5 separate regions of the Mus musculus genome follow, and regions 1, 3, 4 and 5 are each linked to region 2. The links are chromatin loops, found by intact Hi-C in ENCODE. Cell type or tissue: left cerebral cortex. All regions are shown on one strand. Each heading gives the region's core, and the rest is flanking DNA. Links, peaks and the distances in the headings are about the cores only.

Evidence for each region. Peaks named below come from ENCODE experiments on the same cell type or tissue, not always from the same donor. Only the 100,000 strongest peaks of a DNase experiment are listed, where the experiment ranks them.
Region 1: a loop joins it to region 2, with 4 times the contacts of the local background. A loop is called at or near these places in 6 of 42 quality-filtered maps.
Region 3: it touches region 2 in a loop (2.0-fold over the local background); 4 of 42 quality-filtered maps call a loop at or near these places.
Region 4: it touches region 2 in a loop (2.9-fold over the local background); 4 of 42 quality-filtered maps call a loop at or near these places.
Region 5: it touches region 2 in a loop (2.3-fold over the local background); 2 of 42 quality-filtered maps call a loop at or near these places.

Annotation. Positions count from the first base shown.
Region 1 is chr1:105,777,669-105,783,779 of GRCm38, forward strand. Tnfrsf11a (tumor necrosis factor receptor superfamily, member 11a, NFKB activator) reads left to right here and starts at 3,055. Exons shown (of 10, transcript NM_009399.3): 1 at 3,055-3,161. The coding sequence starts at 3,084. In left cerebral cortex, for the core only: a CTCF peak has its summit at 2,937 (motif pointing left); DNase peaks (open chromatin) are centred at 2,651, 2,959, 3,662 and 4,251; H3K4me3 peaks cover 2,024 bases; H3K27ac peaks cover 875 bases.
Region 2 is chr1:105,990,447-105,996,557 of GRCm38, forward strand. Zcchc2 (zinc finger, CCHC domain containing 2) reads left to right here. Exons shown (of 14, transcript NM_001122676.1): 1 at 1-1,261. The coding sequence starts at 344. Among named protein-coding and RNA genes, the nearest start is that of Zcchc2, 3.1 kb to the left of the region's middle. In left cerebral cortex, for the core only: CTCF peaks have their summits at 1,120 and 2,928; DNase peaks (open chromatin) are centred at 689, 991, 1,305, 2,330 and 2 more places; H3K4me3 peaks cover 3,612 bases; H3K27ac peaks cover 2,130 bases.
Region 3 is chr1:105,751,984-105,758,094 of GRCm38, forward strand. It overlaps Relch (RAB11 binding and LisH domain, coiled-coil and HEAT repeat containing), which reads left to right. Exons shown (of 29, transcript NM_173187.4): 29 at 1,520-3,148. The coding sequence ends at 1,640. Among named protein-coding and RNA genes, the nearest start is that of Tnfrsf11a, 26 kb to the right of the region's middle. In left cerebral cortex, for the core only: no CTCF peak of the experiment used is centred there; no DNase peak of the experiment used is centred there.
Region 4 is chr1:105,739,385-105,745,495 of GRCm38, forward strand. Relch (RAB11 binding and LisH domain, coiled-coil and HEAT repeat containing) reads left to right here. Exons shown (of 29, transcript NM_173187.4): 23 at 1,051-1,133; 24 at 1,913-1,976; 25 at 3,827-3,965. Among named protein-coding and RNA genes, the nearest start is that of Tnfrsf11a, 38 kb to the right of the region's middle. In left cerebral cortex, for the core only: no CTCF peak of the experiment used is centred there; a DNase peak (open chromatin) is centred at 3,281; H3K27ac peaks cover 1,273 bases.
Region 5 is chr1:105,873,619-105,879,729 of GRCm38, forward strand. It overlaps Gm41926 (a long non-coding RNA gene), which reads left to right. Exons shown (of 4, transcript XR_878429.1): 4 at 3,492-3,878. Among named protein-coding and RNA genes, the nearest start is that of Gm41926, 13 kb to the left of the region's middle. In left cerebral cortex, for the core only: a CTCF peak has its summit at 3,272; a DNase peak (open chromatin) is centred at 3,182.

The DNA of each region.
Region 1 (6,111 bases), core at 557-5,556, 210 kb before region 2:
ATTTTGAAGCCTGCCTGTTTTACATTTTGAATTCAGAGCTAGCCAGGACTACATTATGAGACTGTGTCTAAAAATGCAAATTGCAAGGGCTGGAGATGTGGCGCAGCAGTTCAGAAGAGTTACTGGTCATGCAGAGGAACCTGGTTGAGTTCTTAGCAGCCACACCAGGCAGCTAACAACCACCTGTAACTCCAGTTCCCAGGGATCTAGCTCTGGTCCCATCTTGTGGACTATATTAGCACTTGTACACATGTGTTACAGAAAAAACTTAGCAAGCATATACATATTCCTGTAAGATTAAAAATTGTTTTTAAAAATTATAAAAGAACTTTGCCCTCAGTGAAAGTTCAGTTGGTCGCTGACTTATAATAGTCAGGAGAATAAACTCCATCTTTTTCAGCTTTGGCACGGCCCAAGAATAATAGCATCCATCACAAGCACTGTGAGAATGTTGGATCCTCCTCCTCCTCCTCCTCCTCCTCCTCCTCCTCCTCCTCCTCCTCCTCCTCCTCTTCCTCTTCCTCTTCCTCCTCCTGACTCAGAGTGCACAATCCTGCCCTGGTGCTAGGCAGTAGCTGAACCACAGCTCCCACTCAGCTGGGAGCAAGAAGGGAAGCAGCCAGCAATCTGCAGAGTCCTGTGTTCTGACCTGTGGCATCTGGGCTGGATTATTTCAACTTGTGGGTTCATCTTCATGTAGCCATGTCATTAATCAGGGAGCATCTGCACTTTTAAACCATCAAAAAATAAAGTTCTAACTTTCTCTTTTCCCCACTGTGCAACTCGGCTGCTACTGAAAATTCACTTCTGTTTGTTGCCTAGAGTCCTGAGCCTCTCTGTACCTCTGTCTGAGCTGCAGAGCTCTTCTCCAGGCTGCAGTGGGGGTACTCACTGCGAGCTTCAGCACTTGCCGCTGTGGACTTCCTAGAAACGATCTTCAACTGCTTCAAGTAAACCCCATGAGGCTGCTGTGCTTGTTTACAAATGTGAAATCGAGCAGTAAGTTGCTTCTCTCATTTACTATGTGAACATCTTTTCAACAAACATGTAGGGGTTTTAAATATTACAAACCATGAAAAGCAAACTTTTCTCTACTGAAATACACATTTTTTTTCGTTGTGTGATTTTTATCAAAATGCTGAAATAAACAGTTTTGTGCATTCCCTCAGTGTGTCAATATGTTAAATTCTTAGACATGGACTTGCTTCTCCAAATGATTTTTAACTTTTTAAGGCAACACACACAGTTTAGTTTCCAGAAAACATAAAAGCAACTGGGTAGTAAACCAATCAGGCTGGACAGCCAAGAATTTAAAAGTCAAGCAAGTATTTTGAGGAGATACAAGGATCCCTGGGGTTCCCTTAGCCAGCCAATCTAGCAGAATTGGTAAGGTCTCTAGGTTTTGTGAACGATTCTGTATTGAGAAGGAGAAGTAATTAAGGAAGATACTCAGCATTGGCCTCAGGCCTACAACGTGCACATGAACACACACACACACACACACACACACACACACACACACGCAAACAAGGATATGTATGAAGCAGGCTAATGATGGGTGACAAAATGGAATCTTAGAAGTAATCCAAAGGACTGTTTTCCAGGAAAGGGTTTTGTAACCTGAAAATTTTCCCACTTTACTGTTTTAAAAATAATATCATTTTAAATCAAAGAGTTCTACTGTAGTATTTTATTTAACACAAAATTGTATTGCAATGCATGAAATAAAATACTGTTTCCAAAATTGTTTTAGAGAAACACAAAGGAAGTCAATAATAAAAGTGGACTAAAGATTCAACAAACAGAAAAAATCAGAAAGGTAATAGACTTCAATTCACCGTATGTGACGATCACTAAATGTGCACGCTCCAATAGGAAGGCAGGAACAGTCTAAAATGTATGCTGCCACTTTAAACAGTCTTGCATGGGAAAGAATCAGATATACTACTTACATAGCATTCATAAGAAAGGTGACATGGCTACACATAAATGTAAAGTAGACCAGAATGTGAAATTTTATGTTGATCAAGAAGGGCATGTTGTGATGATAAAAGGTCAATGTACCGAGAAGACATAAATCGCTATGTCTCAAGGGAGTTTCAAGGATGAGAAAAACTGACAGAATTCAAAGAAATAATAGACAAATCCAGTCTTCCTTGTTAGAAAACTCCATAGTTTCTCAGAATTAGACGGAAAAACCATTAACATGGAGGTCAGAAAGCTGGCAGAGACGGTTCTGGCACTCAAGGAATTGAAAACACTGTGTTTCTGTTGACTGGGAGACAAAGCTCTTCCTCTTACTGTTACTACACAGAGGCAAGGCTGTATGTACCATTGTGTAACCAACACTGACCTGAAATTTGGAAAAAGACAAACCCAGAAGCCAGTAATGAGAATCCCTTAACTAATACGACAGGATCGCTTATTCCTGACTTTAAACTAGTTCTGTATTAGAAGAGGTAAGGTAGGTGACCTAGCGGTTCGGGTGAAGGGCTTCGTTAAGCATGGTGGCAAGTTTCTACCTACCTGGAAAGCTTGCTATGAGTGTTACAGAGGGGGTGAAGGGCAGAGACAGGTGCGGTGACTCGGAGAACAGCCAAGAGGAAGCGGTTGTTGGAGGCGGCCAGAATGAGGGGAAGTATAGGGCTGGGTAAAGGAGGTTTGGGGGAGCCGTGGACACTACATTGTGTAGATTCTTTAGTTACAGTTAAGGAAACCCCAACAGGGGTGCACCTTGTGCAGGCAGGGTCCACAGTGGCGACAAGGCAGGGTCCACTGAAGGCGAAGGACAACCTTGGCAGGGCTATCTAGCGCCTGCACGCAGGTGCTGCACCCAGAGAGCTCAGAGCCTGGGGACACTCGGACAGGACTCCGCGCGGGTCTGAAGCACTCGTGGAATGCCAAAACCATCTCTGTCCCGCGTCACGGCAGCCCACGCTCGGGCACCCCCTGGCGGAGCTGGTCGGCGGCGCGGGGGCAGGTGCCGGGCGGAGCCGGGCGCACGGGGCGGGACGAGGCGGGCGGAGGGCGGCGGCGACCGCCGGTCCACAGAGGCCGCGCGCCCAGCCCGCCCGCACCGCGCCATGGCCCCGCGCGCCCGGCGGCGCCGCCAGCTGCCCGCGCCGCTGCTGGCGCTCTGCGTGCTGCTCGTTCCACTGCAGGTAAGGATCCGCACCGCTGTCGCCTGTGGTCCCCCAGGGTCGAGGTCCTCTGGCGCGCCCCAGCCTCACGAGCACCAGGTGAAACTCGGGGTATCCGGATGGAGACCCCAGCTGGTGCGTGGATCTAAGGGACGGCGACTGGGAGGGTGCTGCGGCTTGGAAAGCTGAGGTTTGCAGAAGCCGGAACCTGGGCCACGGGATCTGTGGAGCACGGAGCTTGGGTGCTACCTTGTTTCTCCGGGTGCACCTAGTAGGCTCTTCCCATCTGTAGCTAACGCGGACCTCTGCGACCCTCAGTAAGATTGTATGTACAGACCAGGTTAGTGATTCCTTCCTAAAACCTGCTACCCTTGGGGGCGTGCTTTCAATCCGCGTGGGTCCCTGGGAGTGCAGGGTCCCTGACTTGGTCTTCACACCCTTCCCTATTTTAGTTTTCTCTCCATCTGCCCCACTGCGAAGGCGGAGAAGTGTAGGAGAGATGTCCTGGATGAGAGTTGGAAGTTTCTTTGGCCAAGCTGACAAGCTTTCCTTTTCGTATGTTCCCTTTTCTCCCTCCGCCCCACAAACAGTTCATGGATCGGCAGGAGTTGCTTGTGCTTAGAAACCTTTGACCATGTTAGGATGAAATATGTCTTTGCAATGGCAGAAACTAGGGTAGTGATGTGCCTCGAGCTATTACTGATGCCAAGAACAAGCCTTGCAATCCCTGCCTCCACCTGGGATGGGTCTGGGCCCAATGGTGATGGACAGGATGTAACTAGAATGCATAGTACTTGGGGACCAGGGCTTTTCTGGCAGCTCTTCAGGCACCATCAGCAGCCTAGAGGAGGAGGCAAAAGTCAGTGTGGAGAATCTCCTCCCTGCAGCCTAAGTCCCTGCAGGAAGAGCTCCCAGATCCCTGAATCCCGCGTTAGGGTCCCTCTGGAGTCGCTAGTGCTTGATAAAGAGCTTGGATCCCAGTTGCTGGTCTGCTGGCAACTGAGGAGTCTCACTGCGGTTCCCGGGAGTGATTTCTTTACCACCGTGTTACTCAGTGTGGCAGCCACCCCAAGCACCAAGCCAAATGTTCACTTCTGTCCGGGTAGACTGAGCTGTTCAATGAAGGGAAGCCTGCTAAACATCATGTGCGCTTGGGGGTTCCTCTGCGGGAAGGGAAAATGTCAGCGAGGTTTCTTGGCTCAGCAGTTTTAGATTCTCCTTTCTCCTGTTAAAACAGTCTTTGGCTTCTGTGAATGTCACTGCCCTAGGTGACCTGGCTGTGTTTGAGGTAAGGAGAGAAGAGAAAGGCAGCTTAGCTGACACCAGGACAGAAATAGTGCAAATGTACTTAAAAATTGGAGCTGCACAGTAAAAAGACTCGCTCTACTTCATTGCCAGCAAATTGGGTCTCTTAGAGTGGGTGAGGGAGGGCAAGGCGCGAGGACCTAACAGAATCGACCATTTGAAGCACTTCAAATGTTGCTTGCTTAATGAAGTGATCAACAGGTCGGACAGGGAGCTACCTTTAAAAACAAAAACAAAAACAAAAACAAAAACTAAAAAACCGGGTCTCTATCAATAGCTAGCTGCCTCAGAAAACCTGCCTGACCACACAGTGAGAGGGAAAAACGTACCCACATTTGATTCTAATAACAGACTAGCATAGCGTTTGGAACTAGCTGGCAGTTCTCCTATTTTGTATGTATGTCTGTGTGCAGGCATGTGCTGGGTGTGTTCTTGGCTGTGCTGGGTATGGGACCAGGGGCTGGTCTGCGAGGACCAGGGGCTGGTCTGCGAAGACCAGCATCTCACCACTAAGCTACATCCTCCACCTCCTCCTATGGTTTCCTCAGCTCAGGGCAAGTGTGTGTGCTTGTTATGCTATCTTATTTAGTGAGCAGTAACCCAAAACAGTTGCTGCATGTTCAGCATAGTCACAGATTTTAAGTTGTATCTTTGATCAGCAGTTGATTGAATTGTGTGCAGAATTCGTGGGCACAGTGAACTGACTGTATGTGGCTTAAGTTGATCTCTCAGATCATCCCGTCCCTACCTTCTTTTTCTCTTCTGCTTTTCTTTGAGGCATTTTAATTACATACATTTTTTATTTGTAACTATATATATATATATATATATGTACAAATATGTATATATGTACATGTATATATTTTAAAACTATTGTGAGCTGTGGGCTAGAGAGCAGACTCATGGCCGTTCTTGCCTGTGGGTGTACCTCCTTGGAGGTCGAATGACCCTTTCACAGGGATCATACATCAAGTATCCTGCATATCAGATATTTCAATTACAATGTATGACATTAGCAAAATTACAGTTATGAAGTAGTAATGAAAATCATTTTATGGGTGGGGAAGGTCACCAAAACATGAGGCACTACATCAAAGGGTTGAGCCATGAGGAAGGATGAGAAACACTGGCTCAGGGGATAATTCGCCTGGAAGCCAGCTCTACCCCCAGCCTTGTGGGTCTGAGGATGAAGCTCCATTCAGAAAGCACGGTGGTAGGTGTGTTTGCCTGATGAGCCATTTCACCTCCCAGTAAGTTTATTGTTCCTCAGTAAGCTTACTGGGAATATGTGCTACTAAAACGCAAATTATTTAGAGGACATTACACCATGAAGATTCACTCTGAGCATTAGTTATATGCATATGAACCATATGCAGACTTCTGCATAGATCATTTCCACTTAGGTGACCAACCCTGAGTGCTCTCGGGAGGCCTTGTTTGTGTCCAGTGGAAGGCCATGCTCTCTTATATCTGTCTTCCCATAATTTCAACTGAATTTGTTTTCAGAGCTAATGAAAATATGCTTTTAAAATGTCTTAAGCCTTATGTTGATAGTTCAGTTGCACAGTTGTCCCTGAGATAACTATGCGTACACATACCAGGTTACCTAAGACCTTGGGGCTGATTCCCTCGATGGCCATTTACAGAGTGTAAAACATGCCATTAA
Region 2 (6,111 bases), core at 489-5,488:
AGCGCCGGCTCGAGAGGGAACGGCTCAGGCCGTCACCGCCAGCCCCGTGCGGACGCGGAAAGGCGGAAGGAGGACGCGCTCGTCGACTTGCTCCTCCCGCACCGGACTCCCCAGCGGGCACAGAGCCCAGGGGAGGAGCCGTCGCGGTCACGCCCCGCCTCCCGCCGGGACGAAGCTGCCGGCCGGCCACCGCCCCCCGTCCCCGGTCGGCGAGACCCGCCCCCGGCCCGCCCCGGCGGCATGGAGGGGCAACGTTCTTGACGGCCGTGCCGCCGCCCGGGCGCTCGGCTCCTCCCGCCGCCCCCGCTCCCTCGCTCGCATGTCCGCACCGCCTTAGCTGAGGATGCTGAGGATGAAGCTGCCACCGAAGTCGACGCACCCCAGCGAGCCGCCGCCCGACGCGGAGGAGCCCGAGGCGGACGCGCGGCCGGGCGCAAAGGCTCCGCTGCGCCGCCGCCGCGACTGCCGCCCGCCGCCGCCGCCCACGGGCCTGCCGCGGGGACCCCCGCCGCCGCCGTCGCCGCCCCGGGGGCTCGAGCCGCCTGTTGCTAGCGGGCCGACGGCGGGCGCGGGCATGCCGGGCGGCGGCGGGCACGCGGCGGCGCTGCGCGAACAGGAGCGGGTGTATGAGTGGTTCGGGCTGGTGCTGGGCTCGGCGCAGCGCCTTGAGTTCATGTGCGGGCTGCTGGACCTGTGCAACCCGCTGGAGCTGCGCTTTCTCGGCTCGTGCCTGGAGGACTTGGCGCGCAAGGACTACCACTACCTGCGCGACTCGGAGGCGAAGGCCAACGGCCTCTCGGACCCAGGGTCGCTGGCCGATTTCCGAGAGCCCGCCGTGCGCTCGCGCCTCATCGTATACCTAGCGCTGCTGGGCTCGGAGAACAGAGAGGCCGCTGGCCGCCTGCACCGCCTCCTGCCCCAGGTGGACGCGGTGCTCAGAAGCCTGCGCGCGACTCGAGCCGAGGGCTCGCGGGGCAGCGTGGAGGACGAGCCGAGTGGCGATGGCGAGCAGGACGCGGAGAAGGACGGCCCCGGCCCGGAAGGCAGTGGCTGCGCCAAGCTCGGGACTGGAGGCGGGCTCGGCTTCAGGGCCCAAGAGGAACTGCTGCTGCTGTTCACCATGGCTTCGCTGCACCCGGCTTTCTCCTTCCACCAGCGGGTCACCCTGAGGGAGCACCTGGAGAGGCTCCGCAGCGCACTCCGGGTGGAGCCGGAGGACGCGGAGGTGGAGCCCAGCAACTTTGCGGGCTCCAGGGCCCAGGTAAGGTGCGAAGAAGTGCAGTCGCAGCTCCGGCCTCCGCCTCGGCGGGCCTCAGAATCCAGCTCTGACCCCAGCCTCATGCAGGTGTCTCGGAATAACCACTCCGCGGCTCTCAGCCATGGGTAGTCATCGTCATTTTCTTGGGTGGCTCATTTCCAGTCACCCACATGCACATTGAGCCACCCGCCATAACAGAATGCTCTAGAATTCTCTTCTGATGTGCACGAGTTATCACGGAAGACTGGAGCTCCCTGACCCTAGACCTCAGAATTAGGAGGCTCGTGGGACATTTTGGGCTCGAGTATTTGGGTGCTAGGTGCAAGGGGAAAAGCCAAGCGCTTGGGGCTGTCAACCACCGTCCGTTTAGCCCTGGGTGGGCTGTTTCCTAGTCTCAGCCTGTTTAAAAACCGCCTTACCCCTTGGCACTGCCAGGTTACTGTGGCATAAGGAACTTTTTATACTTAGTGTGTGCTAATTAAGGTTTTGAATAGGTCTTTTGGCTTTTAGTCGGAGAACTTTGTATTCACTGGGAGTGTGTGTGTGTGTTCCGGTGGGTATTCTGTGGAGACCTATGAATTGGCTGACCTAAGTACAAAAATCGGTCATCTAGGTAAAGACTTGGGATGGCCTGGCTAAACCTTTAACAGACTACCAAACAAGCTTTCCTAAGGGGCTTGATTTCTACTTCAGATTTGGGGTCTGGTGATCTCTTAGGTCTTTAGGCATTAACGTTGTCTGAAAGAGTTATTAAAACACATTTAGTACATAGGAATCCACTTATCGAAAACTTTAAAGAATTTTTACAGTCTTGAAAGTAATTTAATTAGGCCCAATAAACCACTTAAGAATGGCGATTTAATGGGGATATGTTTCAACTGCAGTAAAAACTGTAGATTAAGACCTTATTTTTGTGGATCAGATCTGATTTGGACGCCATGCTTTTCCACTTTAAGGGGGGGAGGTGTTCCCTCCCTCCGCGCTTGAAAGTTAACATGTATCAGCAGTCATTCAATATGGTAGAACTAAAATTGAGCATTATGTTTCACTAATGATTGTATAGACTCATTACCAAAGAACCCTGGGCATTTAGGATAGGTCTCAAAGGGCCTGCCTTAGAGATAATGTAGGCTGAGTACTTCTTTCTTTTTTTTTCCCCGTGAGGCATTTGTGAAATCACAATTTCATGTTTTATCTTATAAATCTTAACAAAATCCAGATGTAATAAGACTAATACCTTGCGTTTTCTTGATGAGTGTAAAATCATACCATCTTCTAGTGTCTCTACTACCAGCACACACGTTTGTGTAAATGATAATAAAAGCTTAATTCACCCTTCAGCCTACTCACTAAATCTACCTGAAAAGCAACACCACAGAGCTGTTAAATTTAGAGAAGAGAGCAGGTTGGGGACATGTTTTCTTATGACAATATAAGATAACCTTGAATTTGGTCTGATGAAAGTGTCCCACAACAGAACAGTTTACATCATTCCATTCATAGTATACTAACACAGGTACAGCACTAATTGCAGAGTTTTAACTGTGAGGATCTCCTTTCCCTTAATGTTGCTTTGAATGTGGTACTGTAAAGCAGACGGAGAGGGTAGATACGTGCTAATCAGAGTAATGAGATTTTTATTGTGACTGCAGTGCATGGCCTTTTCTGGCCACCAGTGAGTGCTGGGAGGAGTGGACAAAGGGGATTGGGCATCCTGCCACTAATTTCAGCACATCATCACTTCTCAGGAAGTGGGAGTAGGGAATAAATGCTACAGGGATTAACATGCTAAGACAGCGCGCTAGACACTGGGGCTATTGCTTAGCGCGTATTTCCCAGGTAGTTGTTTATCTCCCGTAGTTGTTTAGGGTTGATGAACAAACCATTTCTTTCTGATGAAACAACTTAGATCTCACCTATTGGAGGTGTGTGTGTGTGTGTGTGGGGGGGGTATTGTGGGTCCCCAAGTCCACCAGCTGACGCTGTTTTGGACTTGATGTTTGAGCGAATCTTGTTGCTCACAGGCTGTCATTCTTGAGGCTGCTGGTGCAGGTGGGCTTTTTAAAGTGCGGATTCCCGCGGTCCAGCCCAGCTGTTGCTCGGCCCTCGGTGACCTAAGCGCACAGAAGTTAGGGCGCGGGCGGGATTCTGCAGGGAGGGGGCTGGAGCGCATGCCGGCCGCTCTTGGAGGCGCGGGGTCCTCCGGAGGACGCTGGGGTCGCGCGTGGTCGCGGCCCGCAGACAGCCGCAAGTCGGGGTTGCCCCTCCTCCGCCCGGCAAGATGGCGGCCGCGCAGCCCACGTGACCAGTGCCGTTCAGCCCTGGCCCCGCCCGGGCCCCAGCCTGGCTGAAGGGCTGGTAGTGGAGGTGGAGAAGCACGTGGGCCCAAGGCTGGTGGCGACTTAGACCTGATAAAGGAGAAATTCATGGGGCTGCATTTTAACTTGCCCTGGAAGTAACTTTGGCTGCAGCTCTGCAGCTTCTCATTGCTTAGGAATCATATTTGTCTTTATTAGTGTTTATGACCAAGGGAAGCATATCCGAACTCAATTTTTTGTTAAGGTATACTGGTTCAGAATACCGTACCTAGCTTTAGAATTGTACCTAATAACTATAAAGTGGGTTTCTGGGTTTCTTTAATTTTTTTAAACTAATGACATTTATGGATAAAACTTGAATGACAGCTTTATATTCTGTGCCCTGAGGGTGAAGTTCAGCACACAATGTCTTAACCATGGACAGTGTGAGTTGGTGCTTATTAGTCCACATCAGAGAAACAGGAATAAACAAATGTGGTTTTACTCTTAGAAGTGACAGTTCATAGCTTTTAAAATGGGGTTTGGATGATTCTGTACATTATATAAAAACTTGAGTATTGGGCCTCCTTTTAGGAGACTTGACATAAATCTTACTTTCTTCCCAGCTGCAATAAACCATTATGCTTGTATATATAGCTCCACAAATAGGCCCAAGGAACAGTAGTGGGAGTACTCATTAATGTATCTTAGGATGTGTGTAATTCTTTGTAGAGTTCTCATATGTGAAAATAGCTGCAAACACCAAATGTTAAACACAGTTCTCTTCCTGTTATTAATAAGATAAGCCATAAAGACTTAGGAACAAAAACCCCCTGTGGCTTTAGGAACTAGCTTTATTCCTGTGTTTGAATGATTTATAGGCACTGACACTATTCATGGGTATTCGCTTTTAGAAGGTTTTCCCTTAACTATCGATGCAGAGTTATGAGAAACAAACCACATTGGTTATCTTGGTAGTCTACAGTGGTTGGTATTGTGTGGTTGCTCTTTTGGTTGTTCTTAATGCTTGAAGCTTGGTTGTTTGACCTGACAAATAGTATTAACATTTGAATAAAAGATCCTGTGTCTTAGTGTCACTTAAACTCATAAGCCATACTTGAACGCATCAAAATTAAGTGGCCACAAGTCCTTTCTTTACCTACTAAAATTAGTAAATTTAGTAGGGGGGAAAACCTTGTGAAATTGTCCCCTTTTCTGTAAATGTGCAGATTGGTTGTATTGTTCTTGACTGACCTATTATTTCTACTCAGTTTGCAGTACAGATAACGTATGAGTTGTGCTGGAGCTTGAGAAAGAAAATTTTATAGTGGGTTTTAGTCTAAATTTTACTTCTCCAAGAAAATCTGGACGCATTTGTGTCAGTCAGAGTGCATAGAGAGCAGCTACCTAGAAGTTTGGATATTAGAATTCTGTTGTATTAGATGCTAAAATATGTATGTAAGGGATGACAATAAAAGGGAGTAGTGTTTTGTTGTTTCTGAGACGGTTTCACATTGTAATTCAAGCTTGCCTCAAACTGGGGGATCCTTCCTCTGTCTCCAAAGTATGAAATATAAGTATGAGCTAATTCTGTTGGCTAGAAGTCCTATCTAAAATTCATTAGTAATATACACTGCATTTGTTTTCTTAGGCCATTGCTAGAATATATCTCATGGTGAAGTGTTGGTGGGTCTTCCCTGAGGTTTTCTCACTTATTAAAAGTAGTCTTCATTAGCATTTGAGTCAGGTCGGCCTCCTAGGTGGTCTAAGGGAAACAGATGTAGCACTGCATCTCCAGATGGAGGTGGGAGCAGGAATAGCCATGTCCTCTAGTGAAATGCTTGGTTTGCTTGACTGCAGCAAGGAATACAAGCATCAGTTGTGATATAAAACACTGTTGGAAGAGGCTTTTTACAGTCAGGTAACTATTTTAGTTAGCAGGTGATTAGCAAAGTGAAGTGTATGATTTCCTGTGCAGAGGTTTTCTCCTGGGGTCCAGGTGTAGAAAGGAAACAAATGCTCTTCCTCCTCCAGCTAGGTAAGACCACTCTTGCCAGTGCACTCCTGCACTCGGAACTTCTTGATTCTGGAGATGGATGGGAGGCTGGTGTTGTAGAGCTCTGAGTGAGGCAGCGTGGTCTAGAACAGCACTTAGTAGGGAGGGGTTTACATTCCAGCCCTGAGACAGCAACCAGCCAACCTGAAGCTGAGCTTTAGTGCCCTCTATAAAAGGAGGGAGAGTGACTTCCTTTCTAGGTTGTGGTGATTGCACTAAGAGCAAGTTGCAAAATAATTCAGACTATTTTAAACACATTATCAAGCTAGTGCAGTTTTCTTTAACACTTTTTAAAGTGTCATGACTTTTTATTTTCAGGAAAGGGGGTCTTTCTGTGTGTGGGGCTTTTTGGTTTTATACTTAAAGCCCACAGGGTAGAGAACTTTTACATTCTTATTACTGTAATTCTAGATAGATTGATTTTTCCCCCCTTGGTTTTTCGAGACAGAATTTCTCTGTATAGTCCTGGCTGTTCTGGAACTCACTTTGTAGACCAGGCT
Region 3 (6,111 bases), core at 808-5,807, 240 kb before region 2:
TAACACATACAAATAAGCATATACATGTATGTGCACAAACACACACATAGCTCATGCTCCTCCCAAAGCTAGTACACATACAAGTCCCTTGGGAATTTTCCTCATCTTCTATGATGAAAAGAGCTTCCCAACACACTCCATCCAGTGTTTTACCTATAGTTCTGCCTCCTGTGTATTTGTGTTGAAATTGCTAGTGTGCACCACCATTTAAAACATAAATTCATTCTAAAATTAGGCAAGTTGATTGTAACTTGCCACACATTGCCCTTGGTTTGTTCACACACGTTTCCTAATTTAGTCCTCAGGACATTTTACAGTAGAAACTGCAAGCTCTGTTCTATAGACAAGGAAACGGAATCTAAATGGGATCTAAAGCATCTTGATCAAAACCACAATGCAGTACGCTGGGTTTCCTGTCTACTGCAGGACGTTTGTCAGGGCACTGAAAAGTTGTGCCTGATCAGGGTTCTCTTCCTGTTAAGCAGTGTGGTAAATAAGCAATCTTCAGCAGTCATTCAGATTGTGTTTACTCCCTGCATACTAGGCTGCTGGAGAAAAGAAGAAATGAATTTGTAAATCTATTCATTGAAATTAGTATAATTAGCTGCTCACAACATGCGCACTCGTGCACGCACACACAAACACAAAGAAATAGGTTTATTGGCACAGTGCAAACCTCACTGTGATTTAGTTTACTCATTTGGGAAATAAGTAATATCTATGTTCCAGACTTGCTGTAAGAATTGAATGACGTGATAGAGTTAAAAGAACTGCACAAGGCTAGGAGGGTAACTCAGTCAGCAACTGCTCGCCATGCTAGCTTTACAGGCCCCAGAACCAGTTTTGAGGTTTGATTTGGTGTGTTTCTGTGTCCTGTGTGTGTCTATGTCTGTGTGTGTCTGTGTGTGTGTTTTCGTTTTGGTTTTTTTCGTTTTTGGTTTTTGGATGTAGTGGTACCTCCAAGGTAGCAGAGACTTTATGTTTGTCCTGCCTAGCCAAATTAGTAATTCCCAGGCCAATAAGAAATCTGTCTCAGGTGGGGGTGGGAAGCGGTGGATAGCTCCTGAGGAACAAAGCATGCAGGCAAAAGGATAACCATTAAACTACCAACATTTGTAGAGTGCTATAATGTACTATAAGCACTTTGCACTGTGGAGTCCCAAAGGGCCCCATTGTCTAGATAAACAGCTTCCTCAAGGCCTCACAGCTGGAAAGCAAAGTCTGGCAAACCCTGATCCATGTGTGGTGTTAACTGCTGCTGCTTTTCATGTAAAAGAGCAAATCTAAGATAATACATAAAAATTTTTCATCACAAATCTTCCTTACCTTTGTGTGATATAATGATAATATGTCACTAACAAATGAAATACTGAAGAGTCCCCAAGGTGGCTCAGTAGGTTAAGGCACTGCCACCATGCCTGATGGTGGAAAGAACCACAAGTTGTCCTCTGACCTCCACACTTGTGCCTTCTCTTAAATTTTTAATGCTTTACATTCTTTTTAAATTTTTCTTTTCTAGCTCAATGTCAATTGCTGCAAGTTTAGTGAGTGAAGACACAAAGACCAAGTTTTTGAACAAAATGGGCCAGTTGACAACATCAGGTGCCATGCTGGCCAATGTGTTTCAGAGAAAGAAGTAGAAGCGGGAGGCCCGCCCCGGTGGACACTAAGATGGACCTCAAGTAGACTGCTCCTTGTACTTGAAGCGCTTACCTTTTGATTTCCTGACTTTATGTTCTTGTGTTATAATGTTATCCTAACCTCCAAAGATATTTGCACTGCTTTTAATTATTGCTGTGTATCTATTTCTTTGGGTATTATAACTGTGGTAATAGAAACTTGATTTAATGGTCTGTACCAAGTCCCTATTCTATGTTCTTATTTTTGAGAATAACTTTTATATATAATATATATATGTATAGTGAAGAGGGGTTTTTTTGCTTTTGTTTTTTTAATTTTTATTTTTGGATGGGATATTCACAAATATCTGTATTATACTCTAAGCTATTACAATGGTACTTAAAATAATGTAAATTTGAAGTCATTGTTATAAAGTAATAAAAGTGGAAATTACTTAAGTATTTAAATTATGAAAGAATAATGCAGACTTTTTATTATTTCTTAACTGACTAGAAAGAGCCACCAGCATTACTCTGTGCCTTTTGGACTTGAGTTTGTATGTTCTGTAGGAACTACATGCATTCCTTTCACACAGTATTTCAGGCTGCTGTGGTGAATTTGAATGGCAGATCCTACAGTCAATAGATAATGATGAGACTTACAACATTTCACATCTCTCTTGAGAATCCTTTAAGTGCTGTTTAGCCTCCCAACACATAGATGCATAGGATGGAGTTCCCTGAGGAAAACAGCACTTGAGCATGGTGAGGAGTAGCCAGGGTGAATTTCACAACATTTGTACTAGATTTAGATGCTCAAGAATAAATGTACTGAGAAGAGTTAATAATTGTTTATTCCCAAATTGAAATACACAAGAAAATATAATTTAAGTCTGAAATTTAACGCCTACTTCCTATAACACATTTTAGGATGCTTTCTGATGATTTAAACTTTGCAGTTTACTTTTTCATCCTGTATGAGAAGTACTAAGTAAGTTTAGGACATTTGGGGTTCCTTTTTCCCTTCTAAAGTGAAAGTGATGTTAGTTAAGTTATTATTGGTTTGTTGCCACCTGGTACCTTAAACTCGGTGGCTATTCCCATTGCTGTGTTTTATTTGTATAGTCTTACGTTGATAGACAGCCCCACTGGAATTGACCAATTGTCTACACAGCGACACAGAGTGTTGTGTATGAAACGGAGTAACTGGCTTAAGGGGTTAATGTGAGGCCTTACACAGTTGACGCATATACATGATTCTCATATTTATTGTGTAAATTGGCTTTAATACACTTGGATCACATTCACTTCCTGTGGAAAAGCTAGCTTTCCCATGCAGTCAAAGCTTATAAAGTTATTTGCCTTAGGCAAAGCCATTCATTTCTTTTACCTATAGTGAAATTATTGAATAGTAGTTTTTCTGAACTGTTGGATTCTAGGCATTCCTGAGAAATTGAAAGTGGCTACCTTTCATGTCAAAATGTTGATCTGTTATAAATAAATGTTTTGCATACTTGTTTTTGCTGTGTATTTTGTTTTCACTTTGAATCACTTTATCCGTACAAAAATAAATTATTTATTCATGAAAATACATTTTAGAAATCTAATCTCTATAAATTTCCTATTCTAATTTACATTTATTTAAAAGGATTGTGGCAATATAAAACTAATGTATTTCAAACATAGTTTCTAAAGAAAATGTTTATAATCTACTCTGAGCTACAGTGGAATACATGTATATTAGCTACCAGATGAATAGATAAAGAGCCTTCTGGTATCTGGAGATTGTTGCAAGAATCAGAGCAGATGACAAAAATCTACAGATGCCTATGTGGCAAAGCGTTTATAGCTATTGTTATCCTTCCATATTTTTTGAGTCATCTTTCCATTGCTGAAAGTGTCTAGAACAATGCAAATGCTCTGTTAATTATAATAGTATTTGGGTAGAGGAAATAATTTCTTTTTTAAGATTTTATTCTTTGAGAAATTCACACAAGTGTTATGATCTTATGTACTCCCAAAGGCCTCCCAGATCCATGCCCCTTTCTGTATCCTCTTAACTTAGCAGGGCTTTTCTTTCATTTTTTCTTTCTTTCTTTTTTTTTTTTTTTTGGAGGGGGGAGTATTTGTGTTTTGTTTGTTTTGAGGGTGGTAGTTGTTTTTTGGCTTGGTTTGGATTTAGTAAACCCATCATGTTTGGTTTATGCTGCCTTATAGTATTGTATGTGTAACATTCAACTGGAGTGTGGTCAACTTACCAGGGACTATACTTTTAAAGATAATTATTGTTTAAGGATTACTGCAGGTACAGAAAATGTAGGTGCTTGATATTGACAGTTTTTATGAAAATTTTTCAATCCGTAGTTAGGGAATTCATAGTAGGCCAGTATATTTCTGTTATACTTTTATTAATGAATCAAAATATTTAAATAATAAGGTTTTAAGAGGAAAACAGCTGGCACGCCATGAAGTATATCTCAAGTAACATTCCTTTATTTTAATTGTCTTACCTGTCACTAAGATGTCATGGTTGCGAAGTAAAGTGCGAACTCTTTTCAGATGATAGTCATTGATTTTAAGTTCTTCCAAAACACAGGAAACATTTGAATAGCAGGAGTATCTCTATATACAAGTTCTTGACCTGAGGAAGAGTTTCAGTTGTTTCTCTAACATATTTGTTGCAGTAATGACAAGCCGATGTTGGGCAAGAAAGAACGGGTTGACAGGAAGGCTGAGGGAGAATTATCATTAGAGTGGTTGCATATTTTGTCTTCTTTGAGTTGACATTTTACCTAAAAGTAGAAAAAATAGGTTTTGGCTGTGTGACAGAAGAGAGAAGAATCCTAAGTGCAAGTGACTTACTGAGCTAGGAAGACATGAAGAACAGCATGGGTAGAGTGGGGCTACCCACAGATGGACTAACAGGAGTGAATGATGCACAGTAGTGAAGCAAAGGAGCCCGAGTTTGATTCTAATTCTGTTTTATGTTTGTTAAATCTATGATGCCTGAGATTTGTGGGTGAAAGTGCCATTTAAGAAGTAAACTAGCTACACCTGCATCTCAGGAGAGGCCAGTACTGGACACAGTCACTCGTATTTTAATGAAATGAGAGTCTGGGATGAGTTATGTGGAAGAAAGAATTTAAAGCAACCTTGCCAGTCACACTTGGAAATTTCAGCAGAGCAAAAGCAGAAGGCAACAGTGAGATAGCACTAAGGCATCAAAAAGCAAATGGTGTTACAAGGAAGGGCTTCTCAGCTGCATCCATGGCTATGACAGCAGTAATCTAAGGGACTGTGTAGTGAGAATATTGGTTTCTTTAAAAACAGAAATGTTATGGGAATGTTTTTGTTTTAATCCCAGGTGTGGGATATAAGACTGCTTCAGATTGTTCATAGCAGCAGACTATGATTTGCCTTGTGTTCTGACAGGAATGTGATTTTGCCAGGTGAAGATAGTTTTTGTGAGTACATGGCTTTGGAATTCTGGGGACTCTTGAGAGGGTATACAAATTCAAGAGCCCCAAGAGGGGTGCTGCTGCTGCTAGTGGTTGCTAGTTGGAGATAATCCTGAGGACGAAGATCAAAATTACCCCAAGTAACTCGATGTCCCTAATCAGCAGGAGGTAGTCTGATAATGACACCCCCTTTTCTTTCTAGCCTTCTTTCCCTCCCACCTAGTGTTGGGGGTTGGAAGGGATAAGGGTGGAGGAGGGTGATAGGAACCCGTAAAGTCCAGCTGCAGTACTACTAGGAATAGATTGTGATGGACATGTGTAAGGAGAGTCATTACCATTACTGGGTCTTCGAGCCATAGTATTGGTACTGTGGGGCCTGAGGCTAATGAGAATGCCGCAGCAGCCAGGGGCAGCAGCTATGAAAGGGAGACTTGAGAAAATAGCACACAGATGGACGTAGTGTACTATTACGACAGGAGAAAATGCTACGAGGGCAGACACTTGCAGGTGAGTAGTAGGAAGATTAGGGGGTTTCCACATAATCCCTTCTGTTTTATCAGTCAAGTGTGAAGCAGACATTAGCTTGCCTGGCCTCTAGAAAATACTGGAAGCTTGAGAAATAATTTTAAATTAGTCACCTTCAAGAACTGTGGGAGAACTGTAGACCTGCCAAGCAATTTTCTGAGCCCACTTGAAAATAAGAATTGTGAATTTTAGAGAGAAACTACTAAGCATAATTGTTTAACACCCAACCCCATGCCTCGGCCTTTGGCAAGATCAGCTGTTCCCAAGAGATTCAGAAGAAAGACATAGCCAGAGCTGATTTTCCATGTGCAGAGCAGAACATTAAAAGTCCTGTAGAGAAATGTGTAAAGTGATGGCCGCAGACTCCAAACTGGGTAAGAATAAGATACTGGAGTAAATGTATGAGGGAGATATCTGAGCTCTCAACAAAGAACACCAGAAGTGATGTGATGAGAATATTCAGGTGAGTGACATGGAAGGATGGGTCCTATAGAAGAAGAGATGGAAAG
Region 4 (6,111 bases), core at 636-5,635, 250 kb before region 2:
TTAAAATTTATGTAAGCTTTAAGAAAATTACAAGAAAAAGACTGTTTCAGAAGTAAACTTACAAATGTAATTAAATGACTTCTTTTTATAAAAATTCCAAATCATATATTATTGAGTAGTACTATAACTAAATTCATATTGTATGCATTGCCTGTGTTGTATGCAATATTTCTTGCAAAATGCAAAATTCAGCATTTTCAGATAAGTAAACAGTCCTGAGATTCTGTAACTTATCTAAGGCTGCATGGCTAATAGTGGGAGAGAGCTGGAATTTGAACCCAAAGCTAATGTCTAGGTTGAACACTCCAGAGCATATTGTTGCAGTTTATGTCTGCAGCTCAGCTCAGATGATAAGGCTGTGTGAGGACAGGTTGAGAGTTTTACTGTGTGGTCTTTAATATCCTCTCTGTAAAACAGAAGCACTTTAGTGATGGCTACAAGCCATTTTGAAGTTTGCTTTCAAAAATGTTTATTTGTCTTTTATTGATCATAATAAAATCCTACTCAGTTGACTTTTAATAATTTTAACTAACTAGTTATTATTAATACAGTATGTCTCCATTTTAGGGTTTTGGTTTTTTGTTTGTTTGTTTTTTGTTTTTTTGAGAGCTGAGTATAGTGGTGCATGCCTTTAATCCCAACAAAAGAGTCAGAGGCAAGGGGATCTCTGTAAGTTCAAGGCCATCCTGGTCTCCATAGTGAGTTCCAGGGCTACATAGTGAGACCTTGTCTCAATAAAACCAAGAAGAGAAACTTTTCATTGCATTTTAATTGAAGATGAAAATTGAGTATAGTCTTTGACCTAAAGAACAAACTGCCATCCAAATGGTGACAAGCCTCTTTGTGGACTGCTAGGCAATTTAAGCTTTCTTTCCTTCTAAGCCTTCTATGCCTTGGTAAGCACTCTAGTAGCAGTATTCGCTTAGCTTCTAATTTTGGTTTTGCTTTTGTGTTTTCTCTCTTTCTCTTGGTTGTTCCTCTCTTCTTCCCGTGGCACACTGTTTGCTTTCCATGCACCACCTGTGAATCCCCCCTGTGCTGACCAATCAGCTGTTGGTGAAGGGGGTGAATGAGACTCTGGTAGCTCAGAGGGTTGTTCCTGCTCTCATTACTCTCTCCAGTGACCCTGAAATGTAAGTGTTGTCCCTGCCTTCCATGTCCAGCATTCCTTTCCTAATGTGCCTGGTGAGAAATAACCATCATGCTGTTAACAGTCACTTGAAAATAGTGACAGTGGGTTATAGGCCTATTTGATTTTCAACTTACCATGTTGCTATTAGTACACCGTTGAGGTTGTTTTTTAAGGCAATCTCACAATAAGCCTAACTTAGAGGCCATATAATAGAGAAAAAAGTATTAGCATGAATAATCAATAAACACTTTCAAAACCAAAACATGCTGATGGACTATTTCTTCAAGCCAAGAAAGGATGCTCTGCTAATCTCACTAACAGGTTGTTACCAGTGAGTGTAGTGGCATGAACCAAAGGCTTAACATTTTAACGTCTTAAGTGGACAACTAAAGCAAGAAAGGCCAGTGAGTCTGCCTGCCCATCCTCAGTCACAGCTAACCCAGTTCTCATTCCAGTTTACCAAACCATTTTTTATTGCATGTTGACTGGTTTACAGCTGACTCTTCGAGGCATGAGTGAAGCATTAGTTGACAAGCGGGTTGCTCCGGCCCTTGTTACCTTGTCCGGTGATCCTGAATTGTGAGTTCACAGACTGTGACCCTGAGTTATCCTGCCTGTCTTATTGAGCATTCTTCTTGGTCTGCTCTTTAAAAGTTTAACTGTCATTGCTAGAGACTAATGTGGGATTTCTACCTTGTGCTTATTTTTATATATATGTTAATGATGATCCTATTGTCTTTCAGGGAAGTCTCAGTCTCTTTCCTTTTTCATTTCTAACAGCTCTGTCAGGATTGCTACAATCCCAGCATTTGGCACTATTATGGAAACAGTTATTCAGAGAGAGGTAGGACATAGACATTTGTTTACACTCTGTGCCAGTGGTGATGACAGATTTCTGATGACATACCCAAAGGTGGGGTCAGGGAGCATCCTAGCTTTTATGGCATTTCTTATTACTTACCAGAAATTTAAAAGTACCATAGTTTAGACTAATTGTTTATTATTTTTTAAAAAGTGTTCCATTTCTGTATTAGAATTCTCAGTTAAAAAATTAACTTTAGCCTAGCTGGATATAACCAACCTGCATACATTCTTTTTTTTCCCCCTCCTTTTAGATAAAATCTCATTAAATAGCCACGACTGGTCTGATGTTTCCTGTATAGGCCAAACTGTCGTTAAACTCACAGGAATCTGCCTGCTTCTGCCTTCCAAGTGCTGGGATTAATGATGTGCACCATCATGCCCAGCGTACATATTTTATTGTCATAAAACATTAGGAAAACAAAGCTATCTCCCTTTTACAGATGAAGTAGAGGAGGGACCTAAACCCTAATAACTGTCATAGATGCTACCTTATAAAATCCTCTAATATGTTATGTAGATCTTGTGGCTTGTACCACTATGAACCCTGACTTCCCTGCTTCAGGTGTTTAGCAAGATTTTTCTCCATGAAGATTATCTTGATTCTAAAACTATGGTTTCATTTCAAAGTCTTTATGTTCTGTGCCTAACTGCAACCTTACATATGACACACTTCTCAAGGTACTGGAGAGATGATTCAGTGGTTAAGAGCTTTTGCTGCTCTAGCAAAAGACCTGGGTTTAGGTCCCAGCACCCATATGGAGGCTCACAACCATCCATAACTCCACTTTCAGAGAAGCAAGATGCCCTCTTCTGGCCTCTCCAAGCACCAGGTACACACATAGTGTGTGTGTGTGTGTGTGTGTGTGTGTGTGTGTGTATACACACATACATACATACACACATACATGCATACATGCAAAACACTCATACACATAAAATAAAAATTCTTAAACACTTAACAAAATGAGTTTCAGAGGTTTTTTTGCTTTTTTTGTCATACTGGGAATATATTTAGTACAAATGAAAAAAAAATTGTGGACTAGAAAATAAGTGATTTGTGGACATATTACTCATCAAAATAAGGAATTCAATGAAATTTGATTTTGTAAAGATTCTTACAATAAAAACTAAATTTTTAGTTATAGAAAGAATATTTTCCCCCTTTTTGTGCTCTACATATTTCACTGACAAAGCAGCAGAAAAAAGAACACATCTTTCTGCAATGCTTGCAGTCTTGCCAGAATTTCAACATGGTCTTAAATCCTAAAAATACAATGTCTTTTAGGGAACTGTGAGTAAGATGTAAGTCAGCCATGACTCACTGCTTCAGGGGTGGATAGCTGGTACCTACACTATGGTTTGAGACTTATAACTTAGATACAAAAGCAAAAACTTGATCAACTTTTCCTTACGTAGTTGGCTTTATTTTTTCCACTTGTTTTTAAGTTTTTGTTAAGTGTATTTGCTTGTTAACCTAAATTAACAAGGCTGGAGAGATGGCTCAGTGGTTAAGAACACTGTTATTCTAAAGGTACTGAGTTCAAAACCCAGCAACCACATGGTGGCTCACAACCATACATAATGAGATCTGATGCTCTCTTCTGGGGTTTCTGAAGACAGCTACAGTGTACTTACGTATAATAAATAAATTTTTTTAAAAATTACTGCAGAAACAGAAAGTGAGATCTTTTCTTAATAAGAAAATTTCACTATAATGGTTTTGCAGTGTGAATCTACTACCACAGGCCATTTTTAATCACCCTAACAATTATTGTTATTGTTCACCCTAACAACATACTCCAATTTTAATATTCTATTTCTGATTTCAAGTTGCTAGAAAGAGTGAAGATGCAGTTGGCTTCTTTCCTGGAAGACCCTCAGTACCAAGACCAGCATTCTTTGCATACAGAGGTCATCCGAACATTTGGCAGAGTCGGGCCTAATGCAGAACCCCGGTTCCGAGATGAGTGTAAGTGACCTTTCTACCTGTTCCTCATTGTTCCATCACAGCCAGGAGCTTGTCTGAGTGTCAAAGCCTTGCTGTTCTTTGTTTTCGTGTTCTAAAAACTATCCTGGAACTGATCCCTGTTGTGTTCCTAAATACCAGCTATAAAACACTGAGTAGCTCGCCACCTGTAGTTGCTTAAGAGACTTTCTTAATCAACATTTTATGGATGCTTTTGTGCTTCTAAAGCACAGTCACGTTCTTACTTATCCCTCTTGGCATGCTGCCATCCTGGTACACTACTTTGTTTTAATTTTCAGTGATTAGATCTATGTAATGATATGCTAACTCATTTTCTCTAGATTCTACTTTGTATCCTTTATAGTGGCCCTCATCCTTCATAACAGTTTCTTGGGTGGCATCAAACCCACCCCAGCATGTTTGGTATCCAAAAACATGTTTGTTATACACTCTAAAAGCATGTTTGTTATCACTGTGATAGAATTTTATGGTCCTATTAGTTTTAGGAATTTGCCATCCTTTCTAGAGGATCATAGGATTGGCCACTTAAGTCAGTGTGGTTTCTACTGTAATAGTGTATTCTCTAATAGACTGTTTATTATATAGCCAGGTTTTTTTTTAACCAGTTTTAAGATCAGAATGATCAACAAAATATATTAAGTTATTGGGACTATAGTGCCCAAAAGGTTTGTGAGGGCATGGGCACTTACTAATACAATGAGAGTCTCTGCTCATTAGGTGAATGTACTTATAATTAGTTAGCCAACCAACAGAACAAGATTGCTCTTCTAGTTATGAGCATGGACACTCTCAGTGTTCCAGCACCACATTTACATGAGGTCCCAGTCAAAGCTCTGAAGGTTGACATTGAGACAGTAGTTCCTTTGAAGGAGAGAATAATTCCTAGCACCTAGATTAAGGAATATGCTAAGTAACAATGGGTCTTTGGCTTATGCCATGTGGTTGAATCTAGTTGCAGGTAGAGCATTGTGTAACCTACTTACATATACCCACAAGGGAGATTTGGGAGAAGAAGCCATCGGGATCTCCGTGAGCGTGCTGTGCAACAGTTCCTTTCATGGATCCATGGAGGCTTTGTCCTTTGTAATTCTAGGCTGACAGTTATTTCTCAGAGCAAGCACTATCTGTATTTCAATGTCTCCTAGAATTTTTAAGAACTGTAAAAAGCAGATCTAATATGTGATAGTTTTATTCATGTAATAGATGCCTACCTATTAAATATGTAAAAATTATGTAATAGGAAACAAAAAACTTTTTCTTTTCCCATTAGTCCCAAAAGAACAGTTAAAGGTAAATTTAAGAAAACCTTTAGTTGAATAGATCTAGTTAACTGTTGTCTCTGATACCTCTTTAAAACATTTTTAGGGAAAAAGGGAAATTTGATTCTTACCACCCCTACCCCTTTGGCCTACTTTCCTGTTCAAGGGGCTTTTACCTTGAGGAATTTAATGTCAAATCTGTAAATATGACTTACAGTGAAATCAAGCCCATATCAAAAACAATTCTATATTGTTAACTCTCCATATTTATAGTTAATCCTCCTGGTACTTAAAGAAAGAGTAGAAAAATTGGAATAACTAGATTATTTCTCAGTCTCTTCCTTAACTAACATTAGTTCTTTCAGTAGCCCTGTTATTTCCCAATTTTCCATTGAACTTTAGGTCTTGCATCTATTTGAAATTTTGTTTTGGGGTGTGTATCTGTGTGTGTGTGTGTGTTTGCCTGAATATATATCTACATGGAAGCCTGGTACCTGAGGAAGCCAGAAAGGAATATCAGATCCCCTGAAACTGGAATCAAAGATGATTGTGATCCACCATGTGGGTGCTAGGAACCAAACCCCAGCCCTTTGCCCAATAAGCACCAAGTGCTCTTGACCACAGAACAATTGCTATAGTCCCTTGCTTCTATTTCAAACATCAGTTGTTTTATCTAGAACAATTTTCAGCTACTTGTCAGGGCCACTAGGAGTGTGCCATCATACTTTGGAGGCTTTCTAAAGACCCATATAAATCTACTTTGGTTTGAGTTGGCTTCCTTTGGTTTCCATACTCTGCCTGTCCCTGAACTAATGACAGTCTCTTGCCTCAACCTCCAAACACTGGGATTCCAGTCCAGGTTTCAATCC
Region 5 (6,111 bases), core at 652-5,651, 120 kb before region 2:
AGCTTACACTTCCATACTGCTGTTCTTCACCAAGGAAGTCAGGACTGGAACTCAAGCAGGTCAGAAAGCAGGAGTTGATTGCAGAGGCCATGGAGAGATGTTTTTTACTGGCTTGCTTCCCCTGGCTTGCTCAGCCTGCTCTCTTATAGAACCCAAGACTGCCAGCCCAGAGATGGTCCCACCCACAAGGGGCCTTTCCCCCTTGATCACTAATTGAGAAAATGCCTTACAGCTGGATCTCATGGAGGTACTTCCCCAACTGAAGCTCCTTTCTCGGTGATAACTCCAGCCTGTGTCAAGTTGACACATAAAACCAGCCAGTACAATTGACCCCTTGTCAACTTGACATACAAACACATCACTAGTAAGCCTCAACCCTTAGTTCTTATTCATCCCCAAGATCTAAACAACTTTAAAAGTCCCACAGCCTTTACATATTAAAAGTTCAATCCTTTTAAAATATCCAATATCTTTTAAAATCCAAAGTCTTTTTACAATTAAAAGTCCCTTAACTGTGGAATCCACTAAAATATTTTCTTCCTTCAAGAGATAAAAATATCAGGGCACAGTCACAATCAAAAGCAAAAATTAAACTCCAACTGTCCAATGTCTGGGATCCAACTCACAATCTTCTGGGCTCCTCCAAGGGCTTCAGTCACTTCTCCAGCCCTGCCCTTTGTAACACACACCTTGTCTTCTAGACTCCAGCTGCCTGTACTCCACTGCTGCTGCTGTTCTTGGTGGTCATCTCATGGTACTGGCATCTCCAAAACGCTGCTGTCTTCCACTGTAACTACACTTCACCAATAGCCTTTCATAGGCTCTCTTCATGGTGCCAAGCCTCAACTCCTTTGCATGACCCCTTCAGTCCTGGGCCATCAATTGCAACTGAGGCTGCACCTTCACCAATGGCCTTCCATGGCCTCTCACAGTGCCGAGCCTCAGCTGCTCTGTGTGACCCCTTCATGCCTTCAAAACCAGTACTACCTGGGTAACTCTTACATATTACCAAGTCTAGCCACAGCACAAGGTACAACCTTGACTATCTCTGGAACACAAGCTCTGTGCTCTCAGAAAACACTTCCCAGGAGATGTCACCTCAGTGATGCTGGTCTCTTCTTAATCACTGCTAATTTCTTAGCTCCAGCTAACCAGCATCAATAGTCCGAGTAATGCAAAAGTTTCACTTTAGTAGTTCTGGTATCTTGTTAATCACAGCTGATTCTTCAGCCCCAGCTAACCAGAACCACAAAATCTTCCCAATCGAAATAGCAATGGTCCTGAAAAGAGTCTTTAATTTTCCCTCTGAAATTTCACAAACCAGACCTCCATCTTCTGCACTGTTCTCAACATTATCTTCCAAGCTCCTACACAACATCTGACAGAGCTCTTAACAATGAATGGATCTTCAAGCCCAAAGTTCCAAAGTCTTTCCAAAGTCCTCCCCAAAACACGGTCAGGTTGTCACAGGAATACCCCACCATGCTGGTACCAATTTGTCTTAGTCAGGGTTTCTATTCCTGCACAAACATCATGACCAAGAAGCAAGCTGGGGAGGAAAGGGTTTATTCAGCTTACACTTCCATACTGCTGTTCATCACCAAGGAAGTCAGGACTGGAACTCAAGCAGGTCAGAAAGCAGGAGCTGATGCAGAGGCCATGGAGAGATGTTCTTTACTGGCTTGCTTCCCCTGGCTTGCTCAGCCTGCTCTCTTATAGAACCCAAGACTGCCAGCCCAGAGATGGTCCCACCCACAAGGGGCCTTTCCCCCTTGATCACTAATTAAGAAAATACCCCACAGCTGGATCTCATGGAGGTACTTCCCCAACTAAAGCTCCTTTCTCTGTGATAACCCCAGCCTGTGTCAAGTTGACACATAAAACCAGCCAGTATGGTATTTGACTCTTTCCCTTAGTTAGTTTTCAGAATAGTGAAACATACCTGCCTTAGCCATTTCATAATATGTCTAAGCTCTTTAATGAACACATAGAGTTTCAACATAAATTGTTTTAATTCACTGCATTTTTGAAATCTCTATTTAAAATTTTATTTTTATTTTATGCATATACATGTGTCTGCATGCATGCATGTATACTATATGCACAAAGTTGCCAACAGAGGCCAAAAGGATTGCCAGATCTCCTGGAACTGGAGTTACAGATGATTGTGAAACACCTGATGCAGGTGCTGGGAACTGAACCTGGGTCTTCTGTGAGGGCTCCATGTGCTCTTGACCATGAAGCCTTCTCTCCAACCACGTTCCTTGCTGCTGCTGCCTCTGCCTTGTCTTCCTTACTAATATTTAAATAGTATCTTCTTAGCCTTTTGGGCTTTCCATATTCCCTCCTGTGTCCTTTAAACACAGCCTTTGATGGTGCCCTTGACTTCTTGTCTGAGAACATGGTCCAGGCTCACTTTGTCCATCTCCTGTCTCTGAAGAGAAATCAGTTATTCCTGGGAAGCCTTCATTCCGTGCATTGTGGAACAGATTTAAAGACCTGTGAATATTCTTCATGAGTTGGTAACTCATGATCATTATTTTTAGATCTTCTTAGTGAAGAAAACTAAAAAAAAAATTATTTAAAATGATACTGTATTAGTTCATATTGATATTTATAAGTCAAATTAAGACTATATTTTTGCTTCTTTTGTGTGTATATACTCATTTGTGCATATGTGTATGTATATGTGCTTTTGGTTTTTTAATATTTTTATGAAATTGTGTTTTATAGCATCTACACACATACACACACACAAAATCACTGCTAAACAAGGTCACATGAGGAGAGTCTGTCTGTGATCTCTATCATGCTCACTCTGTGATATTTTTTTCCCTGCAGTAATTTTTCACGTACCCATTTTTTTTTTACAGAAGCAAATAGACATGTGTGTGCATACATTTACTTTTCCTTTTTCTAAAGAACGGATAGCCCATTCTGCACAACACATTCTGTATTTGGGTTGCACTTCAAATGACTCTCGCTCTATGTTGGCACACAGAGCACCTCACTCCTGGTTCCCAGAACTCCAGTGCGTGTGTGTGATATGCCCTAGCTCATTGAGTGAGCTCTCTGCTGCACTGGGCTATTCCTGGCTTTTCAGACTCCCCGGGACACCAGGGAAGTCCTAGTGTGTGTGTCTTTCTTATTTTTGAGAGTGTGATTTTTGGCAGGGATTCCTAGTGCCGAGACTGCTGAACCAGAAGGTAATGCATGTAATTCTGCTAGCTAGTTCCAAGTTCTCCGAGGCTTGCGCTATAGAGCAACCCACCAGCAGAGTGTGTGACTCCACTTGTGGGTTTTGCCTCTCTGAGAAGTGAAAAATAGCATTGCAGTGAGGATTTAGTTCCCCTCTCTCTACATACACACTGTAAGCCATGTGCTAGGAAGGGATTCCTTTGGATGGTTAACCCCATTGGATTGTCAAAGAAGGAAACTTGTTTCCTGGCTACATCGTATATTGAGAATGGAGCTTTTTTTTTCCCTTACAGATGGACTTGAATGGTTGAATCCTCATTCAGAGTATCTGGGAAGTGTGAGTTCATGAGGATGGAATAGCCAGCATTCACAAACCAAGATGCTTCAAAGAGCCTTCATAAGCAGTGTATACCACTGCCTGATACCAGAGGCATCCATACTACCAAGTACTCAGTGGACAACGTTTAAGGAAACTGAATCTAATACTGGACTCAGAGGCCCATGATGAAATCATGAAGCTGCAGTGCTCAGTAGCAAACAGTGAGAGACACCATAACTTTGGTCAAAACCATGTGAATTTACTTTGAAAAGTCCCATCCCTCCCTGCCCACATAGAAGGAATGTCTGCACCTTGTCTGCATAACCTGTTTGTATTCCAACAATGAAAAACATGTTTGAAAAATGAAGCTGTCAATTCTTTTGTTTACTTCTGATCAAATTTGGCATTGTAACAACTTTAGTTTTCTAATTATATTTTATGTATCTATTTGTATGAGTGTATGCACATGCTCATATGTAGTGGAATTTTTCCCTAATAATTGATTAATTGGATAATAAAGATGACAAGAAGTCAATTACTGGGCGAGGAGGAGGTGGGCCTTCCAGGTCAAGGAAAGGAAGAGGAAATGCAGGAGAAAGGAATGCCCCTTTTTGGACTTCGAGGGGAGAGCAAAAGGAGGCACAATGTACATCAGATACTGTTAGATCTTGTGGCTGAATCCACCAGAATACACCACTGGAAGATTTCTAACATAGAATAGTTGATGAGTTTTGGACGATATATCCCACACCCAGCAATTGTGTTATCTGTTGATTCTAAACTAAGATTGTCTGGTGTTCTCCATTTCCCAGCAACCCAGGTGGGTCAGAGGGAAAGAACATAGCTAAAGGAATTTGGCCAGGCTTTGGAATGGGAAGATTGAGCAAGGCCTGAGCTCCAGGGGAAAGGTATTGAGCAGAGCGTGGGCTGGCAAGAACACACCCACAGCTGCCTGTGGGGACCAAGAGAGCTATCTCAGAGCTCCGGAGAGGCAGAGCCAGCATTGGTGGGAGAGGCGTTGGCTGGGGGAAACTTGCAGTCTCAGTCTCGAGCTATGTACCAGGCTAGGTTGTTTTTTTTTAATAATTTCGCAAACCAGGAAAGGGGATAATATTTGAAATGTAAATACATAAAATATCCAATAAAAATAATAATCTTGCACTACACTCATATATGTTCCATGCTGCTGTGTGGAGATCAAAGAACAATTTATGGGAGTCCTTTACTGTGTAGGTCCTGGTATCAAACCCAGGATGGTGAGTTTGTGGGCAAGTTTCTTTACGTACTGGGCCATGTCACTGGGCCAGACTGTGGGTCTTTTCTGTGAGCTGTTACCTTTGCAGAAGCAGCCAATGTCATATTTCACTAAAGGCACTCACTTAGGATATGTTTCCCTGCGACACTCAGGAACGACCGCCTGGGCTGAGAACCATGCTGGGGTCTAGAAGTACAAAGACGACAGCTCATGGCTCTGTCCTTCCAGGCAGCTGGGAAGGAAGCAGATACAGCAAAGGAACCTCCCCCATGGACCAGAGAGAGCACATGTCATTGTTCAGTTTGTTTCCATTGGTACGGCGCCCCTCCGGATAGCTGTGTAAAGTCTATACGCCGTATAACTCACACTCTTAAAGTACGGTATATATGGTCCTGGCTCACATGTTCACATACAACTAATGCTACCTTCAATCTCAGAAACGTCATCACTCCCAAAGAAGGCATGCATCCACTCTGAGCAGTTCCCATCCCCTCAGCCTAGCTCGGCCACAACAAATCCTCCTGTTCCCCCTAAATCGATCTCATCTGAACACTTTATATAAAGAAGTGAAATGACACACTGTATCATCTTCCAGGACTTTCTTCTCTCAGTGGAAATGATTCTAAAATCTGATCAGTCTTTTAGAGCATTTCATTTCATTCTTTCTTACTGTAAGAACATATTCCATGATATGGATAGAGCACATTTTCTCCTGGCTGTTCTTTTATTGGGTGACATTTTCATATTGCAAATGTGTTTTTCATTTCAAAATGTGACTATGATGAATTTTATTTACTTGTTGCACACTAAACACTTGAGCTGTTTCTATTTGTATAAGTGTGTGTGTGTCTGTGTGTGTGGTGTGTGCATGTGCACATGTATGTACAGTTGTGGGTGCTGATGATCGACATCAAGTGCTATCTTCTATTGTCCTATAACTTACCTTTTCAAATGCTTTAAATGGTGTGTGTGTGTGTGTGTGTGTGTGTGTGTGTGTATGCATGTTTACTTGTGTATGTGCACACAAGTGTACAGGCGTTCTTCAGAAGAAGGATGTTAGATGCCTTGGAGCAGAGGTTACAGGGGCTTTTGTGAGCTGCTCAGCGTGGGTGCTGATAAGCAAGCTCTGCTCCTCTGATGGAGTAGTCAGTGGCCTTAACTGCTAAGCCATTTCCCTAGCTAGCTTGGTTTCTGAGACAGGCTCTTGCCACTGAAGCTGGGTTCACTAACAGAGATCTGCCTGTCTGTCTCCTCCCTCTTCCTACCTCTTCTCATGGGATAGAGTACACAGTCATGCTTGGCCTGTTATGTGGCCTCTGCAAACCCAAACTGAGGCCCT